Linked DNA regions of Homo sapiens: region 1 is linked to region 2. The links are chromatin loops, found by intact Hi-C in ENCODE. Cell type or tissue: heart left ventricle. All regions are shown on one strand. Each heading gives the region's core, and the rest is flanking DNA. Links, peaks and the distances in the headings are about the cores only.

Region 1 (2,924 bases), core at 317-2,816, 790 kb before region 2:
TTGTCTGGTGACTTCAGGTGTTCTTTGCCTAGGGGCTAAGTGACTTCAAGCTCCATGCCTCCATCGTCAAATGGTCTTATTCCATGTGGGTCTGAGTCTCAAGTAGCCCTCTACCTTTCTCTTATAAGGATTCTTGTGTAGAAATAAATGAAGATCAATCAAATGAGAACAAGCAAAAGCTATTTATTCAGGCCTTGTAAGGGAGGGAGCCACAATCTCCTGCATTTTAGCAAAGTTGAAGGCAGGCAGAGGAGTGGGCATGCCCTGATTAGAGGCTCTCAGCATGAGGAAGCTGCAGGCAGGCTAACTAGAAGTGGAGCATTCTATGGCTTCTTTTTGTTAGTCTCAACTTGGAAATGGGGACAAAAGTTAGGGAAGATGCCAGTTATTAATCCAGTACTGGTCATTTGGGACAATTGTTATAGTTTGTCTCCTAGGATTGTTATTAGAGATAATGATTTAACTTTCTACAAGTCTAATTTATAGACTTCCTGGACTGGTTACTGTAGATAATGGGTTAGTCTCCTGGGTTGCTTGCTGCAGGTTGTGGGTCAGAGTTCTGTTTTTACATATGGTCTGGCCATTGTCCATTTGCATATTCAGTCACCTACCCTAAATCCAGGATGATCTCATCTCAAGATCTTTAACCCAGTTAAATCTGCAAAACTCCTTTTTCAAAATAAGGTCACATTTACATGTTCTGGGAGTTAGGACGTGGATATATCTTTGGATGTGCGGGAGGGCACTATTTAACCCACTATAAAGTTCCTCTTGGTTTGGAAATCATGTTTACTTGTTTAGAGGGGGAGGAAATAAAAGACCTTGCCCCTTGCCTCTCTGAATGAGACAAGCAGGTAGGTTATAACTGGATTTCACCAAAGGTCTATATAACTTCTGTCCCAGAGGTAGAAATCTTTTCGAAACAGTTGCCTGGACATCCTTTAAAGCTTGGATTTGAGCTGCAGACCAACCCCTTAATGTCTACACTCCAAAACAAGAGATGTTTTGGTAGTCCAGTACTGTCTATACATTCAGCAAAGCCCCTCCTTTGGTAGAAACCTAGAAGCAGTGTGGATAATGTATGAATGTTGCCTATTATTATCTTGGATAAGGAGGTAAGGAACAGTACAAACCCTCTGTTTTCTTTCTTTTTCAGTGCCCTGAAACTCTAATCTCATTGCCTGGCCAGAAAAGGAAGTAATCCCTAGTGTCAGCAGATTCAGCGGTACTGGTGTATAATAGGTATACAGTTTATTTTTAATTATTCAATTAATTCTTTTTGGATGTCTCTGATGATGTTCTAACTTCTCTTAAAAACATGTTTGAAAAGAGTTGTCTCTAAAGCCTGTTTCCTTAATTTATGCAATTCTAATGAATTATCGGTAGATGGCAGTAGTTTGTTTTCATTTTTCTTTTCATTGCACAACAGAAGTCTGGGGAAAAAAAACTAAAACTTTTCCAATTTTACAGCATGAATTTTATGAATATTTGGTTTAAATAAATATTATCCAAGAGTTCTTCAATTTATGTTGCTATAGAAATAGAGATCAAGAAGTACTAGTTACTTTATTTTTATTGTATAAATCCAATTTTCTTTATTCTTTAGGTTACTTTATCAAATACTTTAAGGAATACAAAAATAAATAAAACACTGTATTTGTCTTCCCGGTGCTTACACTCTAATGGGGAAAGATACTATAAAATAATGAAAATAATAAAAATAAAAATATGTTGATTATTCATTGTGTGACAGGAATTTGCTAAATGCTTTACATGCATTATTTCATTTAGTCTTCACAATAACCCTAATGAAGCAGGCACTAATATTGTTCCCATTTTATAAGTAAGGAATCTGTGGCCCAGGTTGGAAATAATTTTCCTAATAAGCTAATAAGTAGTGCAATCTAGATTTAAAACTAGCTCTGTCTTACTCTAGACCTATACCTTTATCTAAAATGGTATAATAGAAATACTGAAACAATTCTTCTAAAAAGAGAAAGACCATATCTTCCCAGAAAGATCGAGAAAGACCTCCTAAAGAAAATGCCATCTAAATGGAATTGAAAGATTGGCTGTGATGTTGACGTGATCAGAATAGTGCTTTTGGAGCATTATTCTGTTAGAAAAGGGCAAACTGGAGTGGAGATAGACTATAATTAGACACCTGTTATATGCCAGGCACTTCTAGACATCTGCCATCATGGAGCTTACATTAGTAGAAGGATATGGAAAAGACGTGTATGAGATGTCGGTGGTAATAGATGCTGTCAAGAAAAATGAGGCAGGGCAAGGGTGAAAGAGAGTTATCAGGGAAGGCTTCTCTACTAAGATAGTATTTGGAATTGGTAAGGAGTGATTGGATTCCAGTATAATTTAAAGGTAGAGCCAATGGGCTTTGCCAAAAGAACTGCATGCAGCTTGTAATGGAAAAAGAGTGAAGGTTCTGGCTCATCCTTTGGGTAGGTCAATCGGGGCAGCAGCCTTGGAGTGTTAAGGATTTCTCAAAGGGCCTATGAAACATCAACAATAAGATCTCCTTTATTATTGCCTTGGGCAAGTCTAGTTGAATTGCCTTGGGCTCTATATCCTTGTAGAGACCTCCCTGCTAATGAACTCAGGGTTTTTGGCCTGAACAACAAGAAAAATGAACTTATAATTTACTGAGATAGAGAAGACTATGAAGGTGCAGGTTTAATGGTGGTAATAGAGTGGACAGAGGAATCAAAAGTTCAGTTTGTGATATATTGAGTTGAAATGCCTATTAAAAATCCAAATGGAGTTATCAGGTAGGCAATGAGTATGAGTCTACAGCTCAAAAGGGATGTTCAGGGTAGAGATATAATTTGGGAATTGTCAGCCTATAGGTGGATTTTAAAGCCATAGAACTAGATGGCATCACATGTAGAATAAGTATGAGAAAAGAA
Region 2 (2,924 bases), core at 172-2,671:
GTTCCAACATTCCTATCACTACACTTTTACTAGAGCAGGAGTTCTTAACTGTGAGTATATGGATGGGTTTTAGGAAGTGCATGAACTTTCTGAAACTCCAAATGTTTATAAATTTTGGGTGAATGAGCAGTTATATGGAAAAAAAGTCCACAGTTGTCAATATATTCTCAGAGGGAACAATAATCCAAAAACATTAAAAGCATCTTTCTTAAGTTAAAAATCTGATCTGAACAGAAACATAGGGTACAGCCTCTACATTAATTGAATAGGCATAAAAGGTTATTAAATCATGCAAACAAAAAGGACTTTAGAAATAAATCCTGTCATTTTGCAAATAATAAAACTCATATTTGGAGTTAAGGGAGTTTTCAAGGCCACAATGCTGACTGGAAGGTAGAAGCCAAAGAAAAATGCTGATCCCTTGCTCCGAAGTCCATTCTTTCACACCCAGCTACCCCACACAGGGTGAGACTAAAGGATGTTAGTAAGCCCACTATAGTCAACAATCCCACCTCAAATAAATATACCATCTCAAAATAAATCGTAATTCTTTAAACACTACTTGCTCATAAGATAGCCCACAATGCAAAGTAAATTAGCTGAGTGAATCTTTCAGTAACTGTTGAAACTGTTTAGAAATCTTTAGCAAAACCTCTTTTGAAAGTTTATTCTCATGTTTATTCACACTAAAGAATAATAAGTGCAAAAACCAACAGAGATGATGCTTAGCGAAAAAAACTTTTATAGTAAGTAATTAAGTGAGAAAGCTGAAAAAGAATGCCTTATTTTGGTACTGGTTAGGATGGAGAGGAATCCAAAATTTGTTTTTAATTTTTTTGAAATAATTAGGAAACTGAAAGTCTGTAAATAAGAATCCAAGAAACCCTTCACTTTCCTCCCCCACCCCCCTTTGACTTCTGAAATACAGTGTAACTTTCTACCATCTGTTATTTTAAAGCAGAAACAGCAATGAACATATGGGCTTTCCCTCTCAAGCAGCTGTAGTGTAGTTAAAGTTATAATAATTGTCTTTCTGTAAGATAAATTTACATTAAAAACCTGGCCAGTTAAAAACAAATGGCTCAGCCTCAGAGCCTTCCAGAATAAAATTCAGAAATTCAGAATCATCTATGACATATTACATTCACAGATTTGGAGGAAATCCTCTAACTCTTGTGCTTTTACATTGAAGGTTACATAAATACAATTCGTGATGCCCAAATCAGTTTATACAACCAAAGAGTCCATAACTCGTGTTTTCGATTTTTCTTGATAAAAATGGTAGGCGCATCAGATGGTTCAGGAAGTCATATATAAAAACCAGCAACTAAGTTCTTGAAAGCAGATAATATAAATCCACTACTTGTGTGAATCACTGAACTCCAACCTAAATGCTCATTTATGAGAAAAAAATCACAATACATGTGGCGCACAAACTTCCATCTCAACTATATATCATATATGACTTTAATCTGAAAGGAATTCACAGCATATTTTGATATACATATTATGAAAAATAGGAATTCTACCTACCTTTATCTGGGTGATTCAAAATCATGACTCTCCTATGAGCTGTTCTAATCTTAGCCTTGCCAGCAGATGGGCTGTAAAAAGAAATTACAGTGCTTATAATAAATAGCATCAAATGCAGATTATAAATTAAGGGTTTATATGGGTTTCAAAAAATTATACCTAATGAGAATTTCACCATCTTGTGGACAAATATGAAACTACAGCTTTCCACTTAATTCCACTAACCATCAAAATAAATCATTGATTCAATGTTACATGTGTTTTTCTTCAGTCCTTTGTAATGCCAATCCTTATTCTCAATCAATTTAAAAAACAAAACAACATATAGGTTAGGGGAGTCAGCTTCTGCAGACAATACTGTAAGTTTGAAAACTTATGCTTCTAAGTTATTTGGGGGGAAGGCGGTATATACGGTGTAGCAGACAAGTATTTGGATTCCAGAGGCATACTGCTGGACTTTCCCCCCCCACCCCCCAAGAAGGAGGAGTCTTGCTCTGTTGCCCAGGTTGGAGTGCAGTGGCATGATCTCAGCTCACTGCAACCTCCACCTCCCAGGTTCAAGTGATTCTCCTGCCTCAGCCTCCCAAGCAGCTGGGATTACAGACGCGCGCCACCACACCCGGCTAATTTTTGTATTTTAGTAGAGACAGGGTTTCATCATGTTGTCCAGGCTGGTCTCGAACTCCTGACCTCGTGATCCACCCACCTTGGCCTCCCAAAATGCTAGGATTACAGGTGTAAGCCTCCACGCCTGGCACACTGCTGGATTTTAATGCCAGTATTGCCACTTAAGATTGTGTAAGCTTGATCAAATTTTTATCCTCTTGGTGCTTCAGTTTCCTCACTGTAAAACAGGGCTAGAGCAACTGTAAGGATTAAATGAGTTAATGCCTACGAAATGTTAGAACAGTACCTGGAATGTAGCAAGTGCTTCATTATAGTTATCTTTTACCTTTACAGAGGATCTCAAAACTCTTTATGTCTCATAGTTATTTAGCTTTGTGAAAAAAACCCATGGGAAAAGCTTGGCTGTTAAAGCCTATGCTGTAAACAAAAATTAAAGTAGATAATTAAATAATCCTAAAATTATTTGGGTAAAACCCAATGTATCCAGTATTGGAAATGTTGCTTATTAGTACATTTTCTAGGCAAGGGAAAAAAATTAACACTAACAACAACAAAATCCTACTACTGCTACTTAATAGCTATACTATCTTGTTTAAGCTACTTAACTTTTCTGAGTCTCAAATGGGGATAATAATAGTTGACTTAAAGCACAGTGTAATTATTGTAAAGCTCAAAATAATTTAATTTGCATGGATGAACCACAACATAATAGCTAAAAGCATGTGCTTTTACAGTTAGTCAGAAACAGGTTCAAATTCTTGATT

Evidence for each region. Peaks named below come from ENCODE experiments on the same cell type or tissue, not always from the same donor. Only the 100,000 strongest peaks of a DNase experiment are listed, where the experiment ranks them.
Region 1: a loop joins it to region 2, with 4 times the contacts of the local background. A loop is called at or near these places in 41 of 110 quality-filtered maps.

The regions. Positions count from the first base shown.
Region 1 is chr13:43,873,160-43,876,083 of GRCh38, reverse strand. It overlaps CCDC122 (coiled-coil domain containing 122), which reads left to right. Exons shown (of 7, transcript NM_144974.5): 2 at 1,157-1,242. Among named protein-coding and RNA genes, the nearest start is that of CCDC122, 5.1 kb to the left of the region's middle. In heart left ventricle, for the core only: a CTCF peak has its summit at 1,383 (motif pointing right); no DNase peak of the experiment used is centred there.
Region 2 is chr13:43,084,448-43,087,371 of GRCh38, reverse strand. It overlaps DNAJC15 (DnaJ heat shock protein family (Hsp40) member C15), which reads right to left. Exons shown (of 6, transcript NM_013238.3): 5 at 1,534-1,604. Among named protein-coding and RNA genes, the nearest start is that of LINC00400, 27 kb to the left of the region's middle. In heart left ventricle, for the core only: a CTCF peak has its summit at 1,726 (motif pointing left); no DNase peak of the experiment used is centred there.